Linked DNA regions of Homo sapiens: region 2 is linked to region 1. Evidence: chromatin loops called from intact Hi-C (ENCODE). Cell type or tissue: HepG2. All regions are shown on one strand. Each heading gives the region's core, and the rest is flanking DNA. Links, peaks and the distances in the headings are about the cores only.

What was found. Peaks named below come from ENCODE experiments on the same cell type or tissue, not always from the same donor. Only the 100,000 strongest peaks of a DNase experiment are listed, where the experiment ranks them.
Region 2: a loop joins it to region 1, with 4 times the contacts of the local background. A loop is called at or near these places in 2 of 110 quality-filtered maps.

What each region holds. Positions count from the first base shown.
Region 1 is chr1:61,143,203-61,156,055 of GRCh38, forward strand. The region is part of intron 2 of NFIA (nuclear factor I A); the gene reads left to right. Among named protein-coding and RNA genes, the nearest start is that of NFIA, 67 kb to the left of the region's middle. In HepG2, for the core only: no CTCF peak of the experiment used is centred there; a DNase peak (open chromatin) is centred at 5,129.
Region 2 is chr1:60,971,985-60,984,837 of GRCh38, forward strand. No RefSeq gene overlaps it. Among named protein-coding and RNA genes, the nearest start is that of NFIA-AS2, 7.7 kb to the left of the region's middle. In HepG2, for the core only: a CTCF peak has its summit at 7,171 (motif pointing right); no DNase peak of the experiment used is centred there.

The sequences.
Region 1 (12,853 bases), core at 3,701-6,200:
CCCACAGTCAGTGGCATGCTCAGTAAATATTTGTTGAATATTATTTAAGTGAATGACTGTTTGCTGAAGAACAAGATTTCTCTGATGACCTTGACAAACGTATGTTTGTGATTAAGTTAATCATAGCTACCACTTAGAACTTCTTACTCACTAGACATGTAGCTGAACACTTCATATGTCATTCTGCTTTTTGTTTTTTTAAAGACAGGGTCCCTCCCACTCTGTCACCCAGGCTGGAGTATAGTGGTGCAGTCTCAGCTCATTGCAACCTCTGACCCCCAGGTTCAAGCAGTCCTCCCACCTCAGCCTCCCAGGTAACTGGGGCTACAGGTGTCTGCCACCACACCTGGTTAATTTTTGTATTTTTTTGTACAGATGGGGTTTCACCATGTTGCCCAGGCTGGTCTAGAACTTCTGGACTCAAGTGATCTGCCCACCTTGGCCTCCCAAAGTGCTAGGATTACAGGCATGAGCCACTGTGCCTTGCCTTCATATGTTATTTCTGATCCACTAGGTTTGGAACCTATCCCAGGACACCTGGCCATATAGAGTAGCTATATCGAGTCTATATTCAGCAAGTGCAGGGTAAGCTCTGATTCCATGGTCCTTCCAATATGCCATACCACCGAGGTTGAGAAAGGTGGTGTTAACAGTACCCATACGTTGACATAAGGCCTCTGAGAGGCCAAAGGATATGCCACAGTATTCTTTAAGGTGCTTAAGCCCTTAATCATGAAATGTTTTCCTAGGCCACAGTAAGAATCTACTTAGTTTACACACAATTCTAATAAATCCGGTTATCTGTTTTTCAAATACAAAGCAGATTGATTCATTCAGCAAATATTTTCTGAATACCTATTATGTGCCAAGTAGATTGTTCTAGATACAGTGAACAAAAAAGAATCCTTGCTCTGACAGAGGTGATGTTGCAGATTAATAGATCAGTGGTTCTCAAAAGTGTAGTTCCTGGATCAGTGGCATTAGCATAACATGGGGACTTGTTAGCAGTGCAAATGTTGGTCCCCACCCCCGACTTACTCAGTGAGAAGCTCTAGGGGTGGGGCCTGATTTTAAACAAGCCCTGTAGATGATTATGATGTATGTGAAAGTGTGAGAACCAGTATTCTAGAAGATTTTAAACAATTTGTGTTCCTATGGCAGATAGCTCTCTGGAGAACTTTGTCTCCTGATTCATTCCCAGACTACCGTGTGTGTGTACATGTGAGTGTTGGGGTCTTACCTTATAACGGCATTTAGTGATTGGCAAAGCTCAGATGCTGGGCCTCTATGGGGCAGAGGCACTTGGACATTTGTACCTAAGGATGTGGGCCCTGGAGTTACATGTACCTGAATTCAGATTCTTACTTTGCCAAGCACAGCCACAAGAACTTGGGAGAGTTAGGAAAACTCTCTAAGCCTTAGTTTCTTCATTGTGCAAATGAGGTTGACAGTAATAGGACCATACCTCCATTTGTAGCATGGCTACTTGGTACAAAGAAAATGTCCAGTAACTAGTAACAATTGCTTTTCTCTCTCCAGGATCCAGCACCTGGCCTGGCACAGGGTACATGCTCAGAGAACAAGTCTTTGAAAGAATGGGTAGATGTTTATTTTCCTTTGTATTAGCCATTAGCTCAAGGTCTGCAGCTACTTAATTCCAACCTGGGTCCATTTTTAGCAGAAGAAAAAAGAATAATGGGACTCAGCATCAAGGCGCACCTGACACAGAGTCCTCTTGGAAATGTGTGACCTGCCTCAGTTTAGCCACTGCTTTTACTTCATCCTCATCAGTCAGAGTATGACATTGCCTTCCCCTTTACCTCTTAATTTTGGAATATTTCAAGTGCCTCTAAAATTTTATTTAATTAAGGGGCTTCCAAATCTGCTTGTAGATATTTTATTCTTGAAATGCTTGTGGCATTAATAGTAAATCAGAATCAGACCTCCACCTATTTTGTGCCATTTCAGCACTAAGCCAAGGAGAAAAATTATTGAGGAAATTAATGCTTCCCTTAAGCACAGTAGGAACACGAAGCTAACATACTGCCGTATAACCTGATTTCACTGGTATTCTTTCTGAAATTTTTGTTTTTCTATTTCTATTGCATATTGGACTTCATGGCTAAAACAAAGTGCAATTATGAGGAGGATGTTTTCTCAAAATCTGTAGGGTCTGGTTGGTCACATAACCTTTCAGAAGAAACATTATCTACTGGATGACTTAGATGTTATTCACCAATAGATTATCAAGGTTTATCTCCAGATGTTCATTAATTCACTAAGTATTAATTGAGTATCTACTATGTGCCAAGCATCGTCCTAGGTGCTAAAGATATAGCAGTGAATGAATGGGACAAAAGTCTCTGCCCTCTTGGTATATACTTAGTTACTTTCTTTTTCACACATGGGCATGTGTGTAGGTGTCTCTGGAGTAATGCGTTATATGCAGGTGTTGAGCCTAGGGTGGTGTTGGGTGCATCATGGGCACTCACATGTTAATTTCCTGCACTGTAGATGATTGCTGATTCTCAGTGATATAATCCAGTCAAACCATTTGGCGTTCTTCTGCTTTAAATTTTATTGGTGAGGTTTAACTCTTCATTAATGAACGCTGTCACATTTTCTCTCTTCTCTGACATGTCCTGGTGCCCTGGGTTTGTGGGGTCAAGTCACTGCCGATTTAATTCAACTCTTCTTTGTATGACTACAAGTCCTGTGTTTTAGTTTCCTATTGCTGCTGTAAAAAATCAACATGAACTTAATGGTTTACAGTAACACAGATCTATTCCCTGATAGGTCTGGAGGTGGGGAGTCTCAAATCCAGTGTTACTGGGCTGAAATGAAGGTGTTCCGAGGACTGGTTCCTTCTGTAGGCTCCAGGGGAGAACCTGTTCCTTGGGCCTTCCAGCATCTAGAGGCTGGCTCTTCACTGCATCACTGCATTTGAGCTCCGCTTCCTTCTCCTGGACCTTTGACCCTCCTGCCTCCCACTTAAGGAGCCTTCCAGTTGCATCATTGGGCCTGCCTGAATAATCCAGGGTAATCTGTCTACCTCAAGATCTTCAACTTGATCACAGCTGCAGAGTCCCTTTTGTTGTATTCATGCATTCTGGACATTAGGATATAGACATCTTGGTGGTTGGTCATTGTTCGGCCGATCATACCTTGTGAGAAATTCCAGTGTCCCTGGGCTGAGCTGCTAAGGAGCAGGTTTTATTGAGCAGTCTTTCCCATTCTATGAAACCCAACCCAGGAGAAAACGCTCTAAAATGCAAATGTTGCTAACTTGGCAGAGCCTAATTATATGTGCACAACTACCTAAAATTTTCTTAATAATTGCTCTCTGTTCCACAAGACTTGGCTCAAAAACCCCTCCTCCAAGGAGCCTTCCTGAATTTTCCTGGGCTTGTATAGTACTCTGTGTTTGTGATTCTGTGTCACGCTCTGTGTAAGTGACTCCATGATCAAAGCTTTCCTGTTGTAATTGTGTGGATTTACTTGTTGCCCACTGTCCCCATACCCTCCACCCCCACATGGTGTGCTTTCTCCAGAAAGGGACTACTTCTGCTGACCACACAGAAGACGTGTGTAAAGTCTGTGTATCAATGAATGGATTCTCATCTTTCATAGTTTTTTTTTTAAATAGTTTTATGTGTGTTTAACTTAATTTCACTTAAAAAGATATTTACCAGAAGCTGAAAGTAGGGTGTGATGAGGTTGGGTTCAGGAAGGACTGGTATCACATGGCTTCCCTAAGTTGTATATTACATTGTTAGGACACCTGACAGAGCTGTGGATTAGTGAATCTTACGGATGGCTCTTTTCAGTTGAATATAATTCTGAAGCTCTGCACCATTCTTCCCACTGTGTTGCTGTTAATCTACCATAAACCAGGTAGATTCTGCATAGTTGGAAGTGATGGAAATCAAGGTGAATGCCTGATTCTTTAAATCTTTTTTTTTTTTTGAGATGGCGTCTTGCTCTGTTGCCCAGGCTGGCATCCATTGGTGCAATCTTGGTTCACTGCAACCTCCGCCTCCTGAGTTCAAGCAATTCTCGTGCCTCAGCCTCCTGAGTAGCTGGAATTACAGGTGGGCACCACCATGCCTGGCTAATTTTTGTATTTTTAGTAGAGACGAGGTTTCACCACGTTGGCCAGGTTGGTCTCAAACTCCTGACCTCAAGTGATCTGCCCGCCTCGGCCTCCCGAAGTGCTAGGATTACAGGTGTGAGCCACTGCGCCTGACCTGAATCTTTAAATTCTTAAAATCAGTTTTAGTCACCAAAGAAGATACTCTGTAGCTTAATAACTTTGAGTTACTGTAACGGAATCAAGTCACTGGTATTGAGACATTTTTATTTAAAAATTTTAAATTAGAATCTTACTATGTGGAAAAATACGGTCATTGTTGGAAAATCATTTTGCCTCTTTTTAACAGCATTCAGGCAGTTTTTTTTTCCCTTTGAAAATAGACCTTGGTCTGTGTTGTTGGAAAGCATGTAATTTTCATTTGTTTTTTTTCACCTAGTAGTGCTTAATGATACCATGTGAATTTTTATAGTCCCAGCTGCACTGAAGTGTGTGCCCTGAAACTTCGGTTGGATTAAGAAAAGTAGCTTGGTGTGAGGGCTGAAATTGGTGAAATGGGAGAACACAGGGTTGCATCTATATATATTGCAATTAATATTGACGAGTGGGCAGAAGTCCAACATTATCCTAGGGGGTTGGCTAATGTTCTTTGTACACCAATGCAAGTGAGTCTTTTCCCTCCAGGTGTGAATAGTTTAATTTAGTAGGTCGATTAGTAGAAGCAAGGGGTGTTTTCTTGTATTCCAGTTTACATTATACACTCAACATTAACTAGCTGTTTAAGGTACAGTGCATTGTTGAGTAGTTGTGGTACAGGTATCCTGAGACGTTGCTAACCCATCTTGGTATCTCCAGGGCCTGGCATCTAATGTAGTAGGTACTCATTAGCATTTGCAACATGAATAGGAGAATGAATGAGTGGTTGTTGTGGCAAAGTCTCTTAAAAATCCTGGTCCCTGCGTACCTCTGTAGCCTTCTCATCTCCCCACCTTCTAGCAATAATATTCTATTTGTAGCTTGTTAAATACTCCACATTCTTTCCGGCCTTTGGACTTTTGTACATTTCATTCCCTCTGACTCTCACACCACCTTCCCTGTCCCCTATCCCCTTTGTCTGGCTAATTCCCGCTGGTTCTTTATGACTTAGCACCTTCTAGAAGACGTTTTAGGAGGCATCATAGTGGGTATTTTGTTGAAGGCCTGGTTTGTTTTTCATATCTCTATGATAACATATCTCTTTGGGTAACAACAGAGAGCTGCTGACTAGTGGCACCGTTGAAAGCTGCATATCTGAAGCTTCTTTTCAGGAGAATGTGGATCATTTCAGGTGCCTGCATCATTTGCATGTACATCTTCCAAACTCTATTGGTACTTTCCATTTAGATATGGGCAGAACATGATGCTACAGTAACTGAAACAGAAGTTAAGTTAGCAGCAGATTCTCTTCCATTTATAGCATCAGTATCAGGGTAAAATGGGAAGATGAAGGAAAACTATTGATGAATTACCTTTGGTACAGCTGATACTAAAGTGGGTAAACAGGCAAAAAGAAGTTGGGAAATTGAACCATTCTCTTTCTTTTCTTTTTTTCAAAATTAGAGACAGGGTCTTAATTTGTCACCCAGGCTGGAGTGCAATGGCACGATCCTAGCTCACTACAGCCTCGAACTCCTGGGCTTAAGGGATCCTCCTGCCCCAGCCGCATGAGTAGCAAGTGCATGCCACCATGCCTGGTTAATTTCTTTCTTTTCTTTTTCTTTCTTTCTTTTTTTTTTTTTTTTTGGATGAGATATGGGTCTAATTATGTTGACCAGGCTGGTCTCGAACTCCTGGCCTCAAGCAGTCTTCTCACCCTAGGCCCCCAGAATGCTGGGATTACAGGCTTTAGCAACCACACCCAGCCTGAACCATTTCCTTTCTGATTTAACTTAGGAAAGTTTGCTGCATAGTAGGAGCTCAGCTAACATTTGCTGAGGATGAAAAAAATAAATGAACCAAGTTTGTTTTGTTTGCATCTTTTTCCTTTTGCTTTACAATAATATATTTTTTAAAATTCCCTGTCTTTTCTACTACACTTCTTTTGGCCTTCATAGCTCTAGCCCCAGACTATACTTAGTGCTTTTGCTAAGACTGACTCATCTTGTTTGATTGCTTTAGTGATATAAGATTCTTGTATCCATAGGAATGGTGTGAGACTGTATGCCTTTCATGTTTGCAAAAATGTAAACCAGAAGAGCCAGTTATTGGTACCAGTACCAACTAATTCCTCAGAGCTATAGGGCAGTATTAAATTACTAAGCCAGTGTGGAAACAGCATGATCTAATGGAAAGCTAATTAGCCTTTGTGTCAGATGGGTGTGATTCAAATCTTGTCTGTACTGCTGATGGGCTGTGTGACTTTGGGCAAGTAGCTTAACTTCTCTGAGTTCCCCTGTCTCTGTTTTTTCATTTGTAAAATGGAGTGGAGGGGACAATATTAACTTGCAGGATGGCTTGATGATGAGAAATGATAAATGTCTTAGTCTATATTAGATCTTCAGTAAATGGTAGTTGTTTTGACCACTGTTACTGCAATGAGCCAAGGTGGCTATAAGCCCTTCAGTGTTTCAGTAAGGACAAGCTTACAGGTAACCACCAAGATCAGGGCAGAACAGCTGATTTAGGTCTAAACAGGTTCCATCGTGTGTCTTCAAAAAGGTTTTCCTTTTTTTCCTCTGGAGAAAATTCAGACTGGTTTAAGAAGGAAACTGAGAGCCTCTTCCCTCCCTATGTTCTGAGTGTTTCAGAGATGGCCAGAAATGGATACTAGTTACTAAGCAAGACCTTTAAAAAATACACGTTACAAGGCAGGTTGGTATGAAGGAAAGAGCACTGACCCGTGAGTTATTCTCGCGGGGCCAGGCTCTGCTCCACTCAGCTCTGTGTTCTCTGCCAAGTCCCTTTAGATCAATGTGTCGCATGTCCCCCCATTGTGAGTTGAGTACATTGGACCAAAGGATTATAGTTTGTTTTCTTCCCAGGCAAGTGCCTCCTCCTGATGGGGAGTTAGTATGATGTGGGTGGCCCCAGTAGGACTGGGCTGGTCTTACTGTTCTAAGAAGTGTTAGCAGAAAAATGGCTAGGCATTGGAGTAACCCTGTGATTTGACATTTTGGGGCATCCTTTCATGGTACGATACACCTGGCCAAAAGTCTCCCAGCTCAGAAATTCTATAACTAGAAATGCTTTGAATAAATATATACTGAGAAGGTATTTTGGGGGGAAATTTTAAAATTCTTATCTGACTTGGCTAGAGCAACTGCTTACGACACTGGACTTCTTAGGGGTATCGATAATGGTTGTCTTTGAATGGGGAGTGGATTTCTCAGCTTCCTGGGAACAGCAACAAAATTCCCCCAACAAACCCCAGGGTGTCTGAAGCGCCTGCTTTCTTCTCAAAGAGCCCGATCGAATACTCTTCTGTGGGCTCAAGAGCTATCAACAGTATTGAACAGTTAGACTAGAAGGATGGGTTGAGAACAGTTGCTCCCTCAAGGCTTGGAAATTAACAAAGACCATATTAGTAAGAATGGGGAGGGAGGTGGGAGGTGAAGAGAATGAGGGCTGGGAGGAGCAATTCGGAAGTGGAGAGGGTGATTGGAGGGGTTTGTTTCCCAGACAGTTTTCAAAGAAGAGGGATTTGTGTAGTATGCCATGGGACTGAAGATGCAGTGCAAGACCAGTTGATGTTCTTCTTTTAATCAACCAATTAATTTCTCTATCATGTTTCTTTTAGGCTAACGAAGTGTCTTCTTTCCTTTATCATGGCCATTGATAGCAAGAGCTTAAGGGAATCTTGCCTCCCTGGGCTCAGGATAGGCTGGAGAGAAGGACACACATAAGAGGAAATTGACATTTTGCAGTTTTTGTTGTTGTTGTTTGTTTGTTTGTTTTTTTGAGACAGTCTCCACTCCGTTGCCCAGGCTGGAGTCCAGTGGCACGATCTCAGCTCACTGCAACCTCTGCCTCCCAGGTTCAAGTGATTTTCATTCCTCAGCCTCCCAAGTAGCTGGGACTACAGGCTTGCACCACCGTGCCTGGCTAATACAGCTTTTTTTTTTTTTTCTTAATTTTATCATAGGTAAGGGAAGACGATCCAATGTGCAGAGAAGGCTCAGGTTTTCATTTTAGTCTGCGGGTGATTGATTTCTTTCTTTCAAGGGGCTGGTTGAGGAGGTCAGAGTCTTAGAAAGGGAGAAGAAATCAGGGAAAAGGAGAAAAGAAGGAATGAGATTTATGACCCTCTGGATCCCAGATTTTATGTCGCGTAACCATTCCCAATACTGGAAGTTCATGACACCCTGAGAAACAGCCCTGGAACTCAGAGCAGTGATCTGCATGCAAAGGCAAAATTAAATAGTCCAGCAACTGCTTTGACCGAGAGACACACATAGTACTATTCTGGGTCCTGAGTGCTGCTTCCCTTTCATTTCTCCCCTAGGCACAGATTCCACTGGCTCACAGAGTGATGAGTTAGACCACCCAGGGCCACTTATGTTATACTGAGGGCGGATGCTGATAGTGCTTATAGAGGAATTATTTCAACAATGAGACTTTTCCATTATTCTTTCTGCAATCACCCTCTATACTCAGAATGTGGAAACCTTGGCATCTCTCACTTAAGAACACTGAATTCATGGTGTTGCTCAGAGAGTCCTGTCCTGGTTCCATAACACTGTGATAATAACTGAAGATCTTTAAAAATGTATGTATCTTCCATTTTTATTCCATATGGCCCCTTAGGTAACATGACCCAATGGGGCCATTAAATGACCCTGCCTACACTTGGATTACTCAGTACAAAGCAAATTTATGGTTGTTTATTCTCTCCTCCTATCAGCTATTAGTGCCTAATCATATGGTCTATCGATCATGAGATTAATCGCCTGCCCAAAGAGGCAGCAGGTCTTGTGGAATGCTGCACTGCGCCAGACTGAACTTCAACCTTTTATACAAACTGGAGGAGTCAAAATCATCATTCACTGCCTGAAATCCTTGCACCCTGGGCCTCCTGCACCCCAGGAGGTAAATCCCTGCTTTTTCAAACAGTGTACTTTGCACTTCCTTTCCTTGTGTAAAACTTTACCTCATTGATTCAGGCAGGCACTTGTAAATAAAATCCTTTCCAAGGCATCCTATAAATAATGATCTAAGCTGAAAATATGTGGGCTTTATTATACAAAGCCCCATAGTGCTGCCATAATTAAAGGTCTGTCAGTATTTCTATTATAAATTCTCATTTTAGAAGATTTATCACTGGGCTATTAAAGTTTTCTCTAAGACTTTCCAAGAGTATCATGATCTAAGGCCTTTTTTTTCTTTCTGTGGAATGTGTTGCTTTGAAGATATAAAAAATAAAGTCCAGAAACATTATCACATAGGAGTACACACATGCAGAGATTGGACACTTTAAAATTTGAGCTCTGCCTCCACTAAAGTGGCTTCTGTTTGCCTCTTGTGTTCTCATTGCATTTATGAGAACAGAGAATCATTGTAGGGCTAATACTGTATTGTAATATTTGTTTCCTGGTCTGTGTCTTTTACTCTGAGGAGAGAGAGGGCAGGGAGTTAAATCATTTGTCTTTCTGGCCCTGGTTCCACCAGAGGGCCTTGGCAATATAAGCACTGGGTTTGTTCAGTAAATGAGCCCCAGGGTGAGAGTCAGGAAATTTTCTTCCTAGTCTTCATCTAGTCATTAAAGGTGAGGAGTGAATTCAGGCAGTGAATTTAGGCAAGTCCCTTTACTTTCCTGAAAACAAGTTTTCTGATCAATGAAACGAGTGTGTTGAGTTCAGGGCTAGTAAATCTGTTTTTGGTGGGTTGAATACTGCCGGCACAGTGTTTTCAAACACTTGAATTGGAATGTCTTTAGATGGAATCTGTGCCTTCTAGTTTGCCATAATCCCCACTGTTCCCTATTATATTATGTTGTATCAGCAGCCTGCTTCTATCATTTGCCTGCAGAGTCTATAAGCATTTATGATTCCTTGTAATTATTGATCATGTGGTCTTTTGTTGCTATACTAAGGGTCTAAATCTGATTCAGGTTAGCCGTTGATGCCTTTGACTGTAACTGTAATTCTCTAACTTTCAACCCTTTTATCATCAAGGACCTCAACTATTATTTTTTGTTCCATATTTGAAAACTTTTGGTGTTCCAGACACACTGCATTGGTTAATAACTAATTTTCCCGTTGTAAAAACAGACACGTGTAACTGAACACACAAATGAGCCATCAACAGTATGAATATAAAAGTGTTTGTGCAATGAGTTGGTTGACGTTTCAGCTAGCTTGTTCAGTTGTTTCATGGGTAAGTGTATAGTTTTTGTTTGAAGTTTTGATATATGAAAAATAGTTCCGAGGTCTTCTGCCTTATTAGACATGTGATAGACAAAGGATTCTAGGTGAGAACTTAGTTTATTCTTTTATGAGTTGCTGAACTGCCCTGGTCATTAGAACATCAAGTAAGTTGTTTATCCACATGCAGTTCATGTCTTTTCAGTTGTCTCCTTATTGGTCAGCTTAGAGAGGGCTCTACAAAACCTGGCTTTTACATTCAGTGAGCTGAAAAGAGCTTCCTATATGAGTTTACCCAAAGGCCCTTGTTACATTTTCTCCCTTTAGTCAAGAGTACTTTGGAATTTTACATTTTCTCCCTTTAGTCAAGAGCACTTTGGAATTTGTTAAAAGGATTGGGAGACAATTTGAAAACTTGGCTCTCCAGTTAAGAAGAATCATTTTTTACACTTTAACTCAGACTGTTGGTGAATATTGTAAATTGACAATTTAAAAACACACATTTGTTTTATTTTATTTTATTTTTTATTTATTTTTGAGGTGGAGTCTCACACCGTCTCCCAGGCTTGAGTGCGTGGTGCGATCTTGGCTCACTGCAACCAAGTGAGCCTTGGCTCACCGCCTCCCAGATTCTCCTACCTCAGCCTTCCGAGTAGCTGAGATTACAGGCATGCACCACCATGCCCAGCTAATTTCTGTATTTTTAGTAGAGACAGGGTTTTGTTGTGTTGGGCAGGCTGGTCTCAAACTCCTGACCTTAGGTGATCCGCCCGCCTTGGCCTCCCAAAGTGCTGGGATTATAGGCATGAGCCACCACACCCGGCCTTATTTTATTTTTGAGACAGGGTCTTACTCTGTCACCCAGACTGGAGTGCAGTGACACGATATTGGCTCACTGCAGCCCTCGCCTTCTGGGCTCAAGTGATCCTCCCACCTCAGCCTCCTGAGTAACTGGGATTACAGGCACACGCCACCCTGCCTGGCTAATTTTTTTGTATTTTTAATAGAGATGGGTTTTGCCATGTTGCCCAGACTGGTATTGAACTCCTGGGCTCAAGCCATCCACCTGCCTCACCCTCCCCAAGCGTTGAGACTACAGGCAGTGAGCCACTGCATCTGGCCAAACATACATTTAAATAGAGCAGATGAAAGATCTATAGTGTAGAAGTAATCTGCATATAAACCAGTCTTAAATTGAGACGTGACCTATGACTGTTAAAGCAGTCCACATCACACAAAAATAAAGGGCTTGGAAGATAGCAGCCTGGTTTAACCAGGTTAGATATAATTTAACAGGAAGAGATAGTGTCTACATTGTTGCTAAAAGCTTAGGCTCTGGGGTTCCTAATTTGGGTTTAATTCTGTCTTGGTTACTTGTTAATTCTGTCACCTTGGAGTGGTTCCTTAAATCTCCCTAGGCCTTGGTTTCCTCATTTGTAAAATGGGGATAATAATGGCTTACCGTGTGGAATAAATTAGAGTAATTCATACAAAGGATTTATCATCATATTGGTTATAGAAGAAACAATGAATATTCATGATCATTTTTATCAAGAATATAATTGAAATATATTTCTGAGCGTTGAGGTTTTTCTCTTAAAGAAAAGTGTAAAGGTATACTTTCTTAAGACTGCTCATACATGCTGGATCACCCATATACATTTCCAGGAAATTGTATGTTCTAGCAATTCTATGTTCCAAATGTGCTGCTTTCAGTTTTTTCGAGAAACAAATGATGTTTGACTTTAAAATTCTAGAGTTGGCCGGGCGCGGTGGCTCACGCCTGTAATCCCAGCACTTTGGGAGGCCGAGGCGGGTGGATCATGAGGTCAGGAGATCGAGACCATCCTGGCTAACAAGGTGAAACCCCGTCTCTACTAAAAATACAAAAAATTAGCCGGGCGCGGTGGTGGGTGCCTGTAGTCCCAGCTACTCAGGAGGCTGAGGCAGGAGGATGGCGTGAACCCGGGAAGCGGAGCTTGCAGTGAGCCGAGATTGCGCCACTGCAGTCCGCAGTCCGGCCTGGGCGACAGAGCGAGACTCCATCTCAAAAAAAAAAAAAAAAAATCTAGAGTTGAAATTTTTCTCTTACATTTCCTTTTCCCTCTAGATCAATCCCAATTAAAGTTTCATTGCAAAAGTTTCACAAACTCATATTGGCATTAATTATTATTGGTGTGCTGGTGAAAGTCCTAAAGTGAGTTCATTAAGAATTAAAAACCTTGGCTGGGCGCGGTGGCTCACGCCTGTAATCGCAGCACTTTGGGAGGCCGAGGTGGATGGATCACCTGAGGTCAGGAGTTCGAGACCAGCCTGACCAAACATGGTGAAATCCCGTCACTACTAAAAATGCAAAAATTAGCTCGGCGTTGCGTGCGCCTGTAGTCCCAGCTACTCGGAGGCTGTGACAGGAGAACTGTTTGAA
Region 2 (12,853 bases), core at 5,919-8,418, 170 kb before region 1:
CAGACAGGCATGGTTTGGAGGAGACCTGGGTTCCAGTCAAGGCCCTGTCCCCAACTAGCTGGATAAACATGGCATGATCACCTCTCCCTTGTGGTCCTAGATTTCTTCTATGAGATAAACTCATATGATTGCATGAATGCTGAAGTCTCTTCAACTCCCAACTCTGTGATTCTATCCTTCGAGATCCACTTAACATCTTCTTACCTCCTCATTGAAGCCTGTCCTGACCATTCCTGCTGACAATAAATTCTCCCTCTTCTCAGAATCTGTGACTCTTGTCTGCGCTATGTGTCTGGAAATTAGTTCACTTCATAGCCTTGCAATGATGATGATAGCAAACTCTCAAATCATACTAACTGGAGGACCAGAGATTATTCTTAGCTACACACATACGCACACACACTTGAACATATGCATGCACATACACACACATACACACATAATCATTACATTCTCATAATACCTCTCTATGAAGTGAGCAATCTCAAAATCTCATTTTACAGATGAAAAACTGACACATAAACACACACAAAAAACTTACCCAAGACCAAACAGCTTTAAGCACTGGGCCAAGTATTTGAACCCAAGCAGGCATGACCTGCTGTTACCAGGCTGTCATAGGTCTCCTTGTTATTCAGCATCTCACTCCTCTCCCCAGTAGCTTCCCTAAGCATAGGGGCAGTGGGGTGCTGTGGCTAAGTCAAAGGACTCCCTGTCTAGACCACCTGTATGTGAACCCCAAATCTATTTTACTGCTTTGTACCTCTATTTTCCCATGCATAAAACAAGAGTAAAAAGTGCACTCCCTCGTAGGGTTGTTATGAGAATTAAATTAGTTACTCTAAGTAAAGCATTTAGACCAGACATTTGCTGTTATTGGGTGTAGGAGCCCAGCCTAAAACATCTCTGTAGTCTCTATGCCTCATACATAGGGAATGCTTTTGTGTTGACTCAGTCAAGAACATGGGAGGAGGAGTCAAACAGACCAAGTCCAGTCCTAGCTCAACCACAGATTAACTTTATGACCTTGAGCATGTCAGTTAGCTTCTGAGTCTCAGTTTTCTCATTTATAAAATGGGAATCACACGTGCTGCCCAGTGAATCCCACAAAGCTGTGCTACTCAATTCAACAAGACATATGTGTGCACCGTGCATAAACTATTAGATAAGTGGAAGGGTTTGTAACTAGTTTAGTCTAGATGAAACCACCGCCTGAGGATATCTGAAGGTCTCTGCTCGAGGGCTGTGGTCACCCTACTTCAAAAGCAGAAGGGACAGATCCCTTCAAAGGGGCCCTGTTTGTAGAACTCTTGCTAAGCCACATAATGTTATCACAAAAGCATGTTGCAGAGAGGACCTCCTGATTTTATCAAACTGGAGAAACCACCCTTCCATGCCCAATATGGGACAAGTCATGAGTTTTCAGCTGTGTATGGCTTTGTTCCAAGGCATACGAAGAGTTTTGCCTGCAATGACATATAGGTGCCCATTCGGTTTGTTGCAAGTTAGGAAGAAATTGATTTTACAGACCAGACAATATAATGAAAAGGGCATTTTTAGCTGTTTGCTATTTCCCTTTGGAGTTAGACACATTTATGTTTCGATGGCAATTTAATCACTTACAAGTTATATGACCTATTTAATTTATCTCAGCCTCACCTAGGACATTTGTGAAGATTAGAGACGTAGCACAGCTTGTGGCACATGAGAAATGTTCAGTGAATTTATTAGTCACTGTTGTTATCATTTCCCTCTTTATAGACTCCCAAGTTACATCGTTTCAGCCTGAACGCATGGACCCAAGAGCCCTCAAGCTCTGTCTTGCCTGTTCCTTCAACACATTGTTGAACTCTCCATGGTCTGAACTTTTCCTGACTCCTGCCAACAAACACTCCTTTGTCCCCCTCCCCATCAGACAGACCAGTGCCTGCTGAGACATGTGCCTCCTGATATGTTTCCCCATCCAGGTAACATTTGCTAAAAGACACTAACAATGGCTCTGAAAGATGCTAATTATGATCATTCTACGTCATACTGCTCCTGAATGCTTGCTTCCTAACTCATAAAATAGGATGCTAACATGCATCTCAAGGGCTTATCCTGATAATTAAAGAAGATCTTGCAACAGTTAGCTTTTGGTGCCTAACACATCATCCCACAACTTAGTGACTTATAATAAAAAAACATTTATTTAACTCACAGTCCTGTAGGTTTGTGATTTGGGCTGGTATCAGCTGTGCAGTTCTTCTGCTGGGTTCTTGATGCCTGGGCTCAGACCTCAAACTACATTAAGCTCACTACATTCAACTGGTCAAAACAAATCACAAGGCCAGCCCAGATTCAAGGAGTCGGGAAATAGACTCTGCCTCTTGATAAGAATTGCTTTAAATTATTGTGGCAATTTTTGCATTCCACCATAAGTAATAAATCTAAATCACCTGCTCCTCAAACTAATTTATTTGATTTCTCTCATATTTTTCATTCAGAAATCCTTGCAGGGCCTTTTATACGAAACTAAAAAACATTTATTGAGCCTTTACTATGTGGACAGAATTGCGCTAGGTATTGGGGAGGAAGGAAGGATTTAAGATATGTTTATGACAAAATCTCTGTCCTCAAGGTGCTTATAATCTCATTGGAGAAAATGTACATGCACAAAGATGAATTCTAAGGCCAGAGTAAAATACCAGTTTAAGGCAATAGTACAATAGCTGTCACAAGGGCAGGTATGATTAATTGCTAAGTCTATTGCACAGCCACCATCTCCTAAATCAGAGCACAGCAGGGGGAGATGGGTAGAGTCTGGGGTAGTCAGGGAAGGCTTGTCAAAGGAAAGAGGATTTAAGATGCGTCTTGAAAGACGGTTTGGTCCAAAGCACCAAACTCAAATGTCTCCCTGACATTCCCTTTCTATTCTTTCTATTCAGTTTCCCTGCTAGGGGGCCTTCTTTCAGAAAAGACTCCCTACAGTCGTAGCTTGTATGATTAAGCTCTCTTTCCAAATGCTGTAGGGAAAAATGAGGGAGATTCTAATCCTGGGAGCCATCTGTCAAAGGGAAGACCTTTCTTGATGATAGACAGAATTGTACAGTAGAAAAATTATGGGTGTTTTTAGTCCCCAAAGCTGGCAGTGTTTGTTTGCTTTTCTTCTGTGGGATTCTATTTCCTTATCTTTTATCTCGAATGGGGATTCTTCCTACAGCAGTACATGGAACATCACAGAGAATGTGAAGGTAATGCTTCTGGCATATAGCAGACAATAAATAGAATGTAGTTCCCTGTCTCTCATGCTCCTCCATTGCCTTTGCCATCTAGATCAAATTTATTTAGTAAATGTTCCATTCACCCTAATACTTAGCAATTGCTTCAGCATTAGGCCTTCACTCTTGTAGTCATGTGGCAAAGCTCATTCCAGAAGATCTCAGTGCAGCCCCTGGCACAAGTAAAGTGCTCAGTAAATATTTGTTTAAACGGCTTTCAGTCCCTGGAACTCATCATGCCCTCTCATGCCTCTGGGCACTGGCCCTTGTTGCTCCATCTGCCTGAAATAAGCCCCCTTTCTGCTTTCCAGCCACCAACGTAGCTAAGTCCCATTCCCTTCTTATTATTCATCTCAGGCATCTTTCCTGTAGGAAGATTTTTCTGCCCCTGTCCTCCACCCGCCCACCCGGCCCCACCTTGGGTTTAGGTATCCCTCCTCATTGTTCCTACAGAAGTGCAGGGAAAAGCATAGCATTTCAGAAAATGGTTATGGAACGGATGGATTGAGGGATGGATAAGTGGATGGATAAACAGAGGGATAGATGGAGGGAAGGATGGTTCAGTGAGATAACCCAGTCAAGAAATCAACTTGCCAAAAGCTCATTTCACATTTTGGACCAAGTATAAAATGCCTCTGGTGAAACATGAATTTTTTAAATCTGACATGGAAGCTAAACTTTCTACAAATATGTGAGAGCTGATAATTAAGGATCAGTTTCATAAAATAATAGACCTAACATGGAAAATTCCTGCTCAGCACATACACACTTAATACTCACCAGAAACAGCAGGTAAGCAACTTAATTAGAAAGAACCCCAACTAATGCATAAACCCAAGGAACAAAAGCCGTTCCCCTGGAAGTTTTCAGGGGCAAATTTAAGACAAGGTCCTTGGAGACAAGACTCCGTACCAACTGTCAGACTCAGTAAGCACAAGACCCCCAACTTGACATGTTGGGGAAAGAATGTTTCTGTCCACGAAAACTGAAGTTAGCTACTCTCAGATTCCCAACATAAATCATTTTCATCCTGCCAAAGGCTTCAGCTAGCAATGGGACCAGGAGACCTCAGCTCTCAGCTTCCAAATGTCCGCTTTCTCTCTCCATTCACAAAACCCTCACCACCCCTCTTCCTCACTTCATCATGCAACATTTCCCAAGTGTTTCAAGGTCACAGAAAAATAAACACTGTTTACTTAATTTGGAACACCATGAAATTTTTCTTTAAAAAAAAAGCAAAGCAATTTATTCAAATATTAAAGCTAGGAAGAACATAATATCTGAATTTAATAAAAGAAACTATATAACACCAGTGTATAATACTTTAAACGAAAGTGTCAAACAAAAGAGAAAGTACTGGCCTCTTCTTCCATATGTCCTCCCTTTAAAAAAATTTTTTTTAGTTTTTTTAGGGACAGGGCCTTGCTACATTGCCCTGGCCAATCTCAATCTCCTGGCCTCAAGTGATCCTCCCCATTATCCTCTCAAAGTGCTGGGATTACAGGCATGAGCCACCATGCCTGGCCTATTTCCTCCCTTTCCTTCTTCATCCATGCAACAAACATTCACTGACTGTTATGTGCCAAGCTGCTAGGCCCTTGATGTAAAACGGAGTAGGGCACAATTGTTTCCCACAATCTAGAGGAGACACTGGCATGTAATACACAGTTACTCTACAGTGTGAGAGTGCAAGGAGAGATAGATCCAGAGTCTAGCGGGGCCACAGAGAAGAAACATTCAAATCAGTCTGAGGGATCACAAAAGTCTTCCTAGAGAAAACAACATCTGAAGGATGAAGGAGATTTTAAGGACAAGAGGGGTTTGCCAGGCAAAAAAAAAACAAAAAAAAAGCAACAGTTTCCACACACAGCTAGAATGGTGTACACAAAAGTAGAGCAATGGATCAGCCTCAGAGAACCCTGGGTCATTCACTATTACTGGAGGAATGAGGAGATGAAGCAGAAGAGAACACCAGAGTCAGATCAGGAAGTGTCTTGTGTGCAAAGCCGGATTTGTACTTAAAAGCTATGCAAACTATTGAAGGCTGTAAGCAAACAATACCATAATCCAGCTTGCATTTAGAAAAATGATTCTGTCCTACTGTGAGTGATGGATAGTAGGGAAGTGAGACTGGAGGCAAAAGACCATCTAGAAAAATGTTGGAGGAAACTTGGTGAGAAGTGATGAAGGCCTGATGGACCACGGCACTGGCCGTAGGAAATATGGTTGAGGGTCTTTTACCTTTGGATGGAACCATGTATTTTGGATGAAACTTCCCAACAAAAAAATACATTGTGGCAACCAGCATTACCTTTGGTTTCCTTTGCATTTCTTTTATATTTGCTTTCCATAAGTAGCTGGTTTGGGAAAAAGGCATCTTTAGCGATCATTGTGGTCAGGAGCCCTACATTTTTGTCCTATCTCAATCATTTATCAGTTGTGTATCTTCAGGTGAGTCACTCATTCTCTCTGAGACTCAGTATTTTAATTTATAAATTTGATCATAAATTTTACCTCTTAGCTTTGCATAATGATTAAATAGAGGAATGTATATTATTACATATTATTATAATGTAATATATATTACATATTATAATGTAATATTTATTACATATTATTATGTAATATATTACTACATATTATAATGTAATATATTATTACATATTATTATTATTTAATATATTATTGTTTAGCCAAACATGTTGCAAAAATGAAGTAAAACACCACATACTGTATAATATTAGGAATATTTTGGATGCAAATGACAGAAAATTCCACCAGCCCTGGCTCAAATTAGATAAAGGAATATCTTGGAAAGTCTGTGAGCAGATTTGGCTTCAGACACAGCTTGACCCAGGCTCAGATAATATGTCCGGGATCTAAATCTTGACTCAGCTCTTCGGGTAATGGCCCCATTCTCAGACTCACAATGTAGGCTCCTCATCGCCCCAGCAGCTTCAGATACACATCACACTACACAGCACTGTCTCTTCCAGTAGGTTCTTCCACAAGCCTGGGACCACCACTCTCTGTCTCTTTCACTGGCCTGAACTGGAACATGTGGTCATTCCTATGACCAGAAAATAAAATTCATATATTGCCTTTGCCTATGTAAAGTGCTCGGCCCCTGGGACATATGAAAGTATAAGACTGAGAATGAGGGAGTGGCAGTTCTCCCAAAGCAAAAGTAGGGTACTGTTGTCAAATGCTAAGGGAAGATACCTTGGATGCAAAGCAGTCTACAAGTGTCCCTTATGCACACTCTCACAGTCAGGCTGCCACTCAAAGCCTCTTGCTGCTAATCAGCTGGATGGGGATTCACTGACCTTGCTGTTGTTGCCATCGTTTTGAGATGAGCTGGCCCTTCTTTCCACTTATGTCATAATAGTAAAATGGTTATTCATTGTCAAGCTTTGAAGTATTCTTCTGAATGCTCTCTTAGCACCTATGAGCTATTCAAGGATCACTAGGATTCTGCAGGACTCATTTAAGAAGCACTTCTAGAGGTAAGATGGGGCAGAGGGCAAGTGAGAGCTTCTAGCAACAAAGAGAGGGCCTAATGGGCAGGAATCAGATAAAAGAATCTGACAGTAATCAATAGTAATTGTATTTATAAGAGGCATCCTCTTCCTCCCTGGAAAGTACCTGCTAACCCCTAGGGACTTACCCATCTCTATAAGCTTTAAATCATTTCACCAATCTTTTACATCCAGCCACCTTGAGTAGACCCCAGGAGTCAGTTACCACTTTGTACTCCATCAGAACGTGTCCAAGGGCAGGGAAACACACAAACCCAAAAACTATGTGGCCATCAGAAACACAGAGGCAGCCATCGAAAACACAGAAGATGGTGCCTGTCAGTTCTTTGCAAGAGTAGAGAGGGGGTGAAGCTTGTCCTGCCCTGGAGGTGGCGACACTCACACACAGCAGGGGCCCTTAAAGGCTAGATCTCAGTATCAGTTTCCTTTAACTTTATTCTTGGATATGTTTATAGTTTACTCCTCTATTGCAAAGCAAGCTCCTTAGGGGTAGAGGCCATGTCTTTTTCATCCCTGACCCCAAAACTTACCACTATCCCTGGCCCAAATAGGCATGTCATGAATGTGTCCAGAATCAATGAATTCACTTTGCTAGGCACTGGCAAATACAAAGATCTAAAAAACGGCTTTGTACTTATAGGTCTTACAGCCTTGTAGGGTAGAAAATGAGAACACAGCTGATGAAATAGCTAAATTGAGGGCTGATTTGAAAGCACTAAATCACATCCATTACCTTATTTGACTCTCAGGACACCCCCATGATGTTGGCACAGCAGATTTGTTAGCTTCATTTTACAGACGTGAGATCAGTTACTTGGGATGCAAAGGACAGAAATACTCCACCAAAGTCTCATAGCTTAGTGACAGCCTGGACTTGGTCACTTGACTCTCAGATCTGGGTTCTTCCCATAACATTTTTGCAGCATTGCAGAAGATTCAAAGCAGGGATGTTCGGCTATCAACATCAAAAATAGTGAAACGAACCGAGCTGCTAAACTTAATTTTTTTTTTTTTTTTTTTTTTTGAGACGGACTCTCGCTCTGTCGCCCAGGCTGGAGTGCAGTGGTGCGATCTCGGCTGACTGCAAGCTCTGCCTCCCCAGTTCATGCCATCCTCCTGCCTCAGCCTCCCGAGTAGCTGGGACTACAGGCACCCGCCACCATGCCCGGCTAATTTTTTGTATTTTTAGTGGAGACAGGGTTTCACCGTGTTAGCCAAGATGGTCTTGATCTCCTGACCTCGTGATCCGCCTGCCTTGGCCTCCCAAAGTGCTGGGATTACAGGCGTGAGCCACCGCGCCCGGCCTAAACTTAATATTTTTCTAAAGATCAGCCTTGTATTATTGAAAGTGCTTTCTTAGCCATTCTCTCCTCTGATCACCACATCAAATTTGTGTAGCTCTTTTATAGATAAAAGAATAGAGACAGGATTGAAGTGTCTAGAGTCTAGACTAATTTGCAAAACTCGTCAGCAACTAAGTTAAAACTAGAATCTAAGACCTGAAGTACCACTCCCACTTTGCCTCCTCTTTGGCCTTAAAAAATGAGAGTTGGCAGGGCACAGTGGCTCAAGCGTGTAATCCCAGCACTTTGGGAGGCCAAGGCGAGCAGATCACCTGAGGTCAAGAGTTCGAGACCAGCCTGACCGACATGGTAAAACCCCCGTCTCTACTAAAAAGACAAAAACTGGCCGGGCGTGGTGGCGGGCGCCTGTAGTCCCAGCTACTCAGGAGGCTGAGGCAGGAGAATGGCGTGAACCTGGGAGGCGGAGGTTGCAGTGAGCCAAGATTGCGCCACTGTACTCTAGCCTGAGCGACAGAGCAAGACTCCATCTAAAAAATAAAAATAAAAAAAAGAGAGAGAGAGGAAGAGAGACTCATAGAATTCTTAAATCATAGCAATGGAGGAAACCCTCCCATTCCTTACAGAATCCCCTTGTCCAGCTTCTTGCACACCTCCAGAGAGAACACATTATTTACCACATCGGAATGTAGGCCATCCATTCTTGGGAATCCCTATCATCGGTCTTTTCATCAGAAACAAATCAAACTGGCTTCCTGTCATTTCCACTCATTTCCCTGCATTGGTTCAATTTCATTCAGTTTAAGTTTATTAGGTACCTGCCATGTACCCCCACAGATAGGTATTATTATGCCCATTTTGGAAACTGGGCCTTTGAGAGCTTACAAAATTTACCTAAGGTCACAGCTGGGAAGAGGCAAGCCCAGGTCTTCTGTTTTCAAATACTATACTATCTGTGGCTTGCACTTAAGAGTCGCAAAAATGAAAATGCAACCCTTCCTCCAGATAGAGCAAATAAGACCAGTTTTGCAGACACGGCTCCCTGTATGCCACTATCCTGTTTTACAAGTCAGTAAATGTTCAGGAGCTCCCAATACAATGTATGAGGTTAATTAATAATATGTAAAAGTTTATAGTTTATACAGCATAATCTCATAAACATTTATTAGTATGCTAATAGAGAGTAATGGCCATGTAAGCATAAAATCAGACAGGGGGCTGATGTGACACAGCAAAAGAGCTGTCAGAAAATCCATAATACTCTTTTTAACCAGCAAGAGTATTACAGGCATGATCTCCCTACAGACTTTTTCCTGGTTGCACTTCTGGATGACCATGAGATGGTTGAAAAGATGTTGGACTTGGAATCCGGAAATCTGGGTTCTCATCCTGGCTCTGCCCTTAAAGAAAGAAAAAAGGTTAGGGGGTGGGGTATTGACATTTATTGAACCCTGCTCTGTTCCAGTGCTCTGCTAGGCACTTTTCCAGTGATCTCTCCATTTGTTCTACCTGGATGGACTTAGGCAATCACCTGGCACATAATGCATATTCAAATATATTTATTCAATTATGCTGACTTGAAATGAAATCACTTTCCCTCTCTGGGCCTCAGCTTTCTCACTCAATCTCTAAGGTTCTTCATGTATTGCTCTCCTGATTTCCAGAAAGTCTTCCACCATCTTTTCCATATATATCAGGTCAGTCACATAAAATTTAAATCATCCCACTGTCTTGAAGTTAATTACACGGCAATGTTGTGCAAGAGCGACTGGATCCTCATCTTCCCACTTCCCCCAGTGGCCAAGAGACAGGACACCTGGATTTCATCGTTCACTGCCATCAGTGACAGAGGGGAAGTCATTTGACATAATGCACTTCAGTCAGTTTCCTCATCAGAAACACTGGGATAATAAAGCTCTCATGACCTGAGATACACAGTATTATTTTTTTTTTCTTTTGAGATGGAGTCTCATTCTGTCACCCGGCTGGAGTGCAGTGGTGTGATCTTGGCTCACTGCAACCTCCAACTCCCTGGTTCGAGCAATTCTCCTCCCTCAGCCTCCTGAGTAGCTGGGATTACAGGCACGCCCAGCTAATTTTTGTATTTTTAGTAGAGATGGGATTTCACCATGTTGGCCAGGATGGTCTTGATCTCCTGACCTCGTGATCCGCCCTCCCCGGCCTCCCAAAGTGCTGGGATTACAGGCATGAGCCACCGTGCCTGGCCTTCATGGGAGTATTTTAAAGCACACACATAAGCATTTTTCTCTCTGCACAACTGCTTACTGAGTATCAACTGTAAGCAAGCTCTCAGCCTGGGACATTGGGGATACAAAGATGACTAAGACCCAGTTTCTGCATGTAAGAAGCTCATAATGTATGTGTGATGGAAAGTGAAGGGTAAGAAGTAATTCTTAAACAAATAAAGTTATAAAGTTCTATGGAGAGAGAGAGAGCAATTAATTACATTTAGATGGGATTTTTTCACAGGACACTTCATTAAAGAGAAGGATTACATTTTTAACTTAGCCATAAAAAATGAGCAGACAATTTTGCTGCTTGCTTTTTTCCACATATTATGTTTATCATGCAAGTAGATCTTATTTATTTTAACTACCACCATATAGTATCTCATTTTATTAAACTACAGCTTATCTTTATTGGTCTACTAAGGGGCAATTAAGTTGTTACCACTTTTACATTATTAGATTGACTCTCCATGTACATGCTTCAGACACATGCAAGATCTTTTGCTAGCACGAACAATCACAAGTGGAATTACTGGTGTATGTTCCTTGTCAGGCATTGCCAAATGGTTCCCCACAGGATATGGGCTGATTAACACCACTATACAAAATATAAGGGCACATAAACAATGCTATGTATTGCTTGTGACTATATTTAAATACAGTAAAAGTACATTGGCAATGGTTATATCCTGACTCACCTCTGGAGAGGGAAAAGGGAAAAGGGCCTTAGCAAATATCAACATCTCTTAAAGCTGAATGATGGCTATATAAGTTTCTGGTAAATATTTTCCATACTTTTCTGGAAAGTTTAAAAGAGTTCAAAATTAAACTGGAAGATTCATATCAGGGAGAAATGGGGAGGAGTGGGCCCTCCAGGCTGAGGGAACATCACCAGCAGCACAGAATTGTAAAAGCACCCCATCTGAGGAGTGGCCGATAGCGTCACTTTGACCCGGGATGCCTGGGTGCGAAAGAGAATAGAAAAGGCTAAGTAGGAAGCAGCTGTACCAAGGTCTCTGGACCTTATTCTGACACTGACAGGTAACCACTGGAGCTATTCGAGGCCCGCAGGCCTGTGTGCATCTTCCTGGCCTCTCACATTTATCTGTACACCACAGACAAAGTATACTGACTGCCCTCCGCCCCTCTGCCTCTCCTCACAGACCTCCAAACCCCTAACCAGAAGCTGCAGGTCTGAGCTAGAGAGCCAGGGAGTCAGGAGGCCAGGGACCCTCCATGGCAGTCCTTGGAGATAAGTCAGGTGAGAGGCGCAGATGTGGAGAATGTACATTGTCTCATGCACAGGTGTGAGGATTGGGGGAGCTCTGAGCCAGTGCCATCCTAAGCTCCATGAGAGTTCAAACAATCCCCAGAGCCGGCAAGAAGAAAATTGTCTCATAAAACTTCCCATTGATTTTAGCTGGATCCTTATAAATCCCATGGAGTCAGATTGCTTTTAGCAAGATTAATATCCCTGCCTTCCCCAGGTGCGTCTGTTCTCTCTCTTTCTCTTTCTCTTTCTCTCCCTCTCTAACACGTGCACACCCACACCACACACTCACACACTTTCCGTCGCACACACTCAGCCGTTCTGTCCACAGGGACATGTGCACACACAGACGTGCATGGTTTCTGAGTGTGTGCTTCTCACACTCCTTAAACATAGGGTTAAATGTTTCCCTTGTCAGGAAACTTCGAGTCTGTTTCCTTTTGTAATGTGTTTTTCACACTTATCTCAAACCTGGCTAGGCTTTGCCTTATGACCAAAATTTTCCCTTGAAAACACTCCGAGTTCACATAACCCAGAGCACGGGCCCTGCATCAATCACAGGGCCCGATGACTGGTGGGTCAGCTCCATGAACCAAAACAAGCCACTCAGCAACTTGTTCTCGGCACAGCTGGGGCTTCCCAGGGTTCACAGGAGGAGAAGATATCTCAGGTGAGTCCCCCACCCAGCAAAGTGTCAAGCTGGGGCCCGAGCCATGAGGGGGCTTCTCAGACTTATAAAGGAGCAAACACAGGTCTCTCCTTTGTCCAAGGAAAACACAAGGAATTGAGGAGAGGCAGGCTTCCCCAGCGCAGGCCAAACTCCAAATGAACTTACATGCAGAACATGGTCCCAGAGGATACAGTTTCCCAGCAGATGCAAGCCTTCAGGACTTGTTATTTTGGTGAGGAAATTAGTGTGTGTAATAAGAAGGGAAAACATCCTTAACAGTTCTTTTTCAAAGACACATGGCTTAGCACAGACATTAGCTCACATTTGCTATCATCCGGGAAATCCAGTCCTCAGTCAATGAGGGTTCACAGCCATCACATGCTGCTGCACCTCAAGCCTTCCCCCTCCCTGGCAGCTTCTCATCCACTCTTTCTATTCTGAGTCATCCTGTTAACCAAAACCTACCAGAGAGCAGATTTTGGCTGATAAGAAAGAACTTTTGAGGAGGCAAAGCTATGCAGAGATGACATGAGGGTCCCTGGGCAGTAGAGACCAGTGACTAGG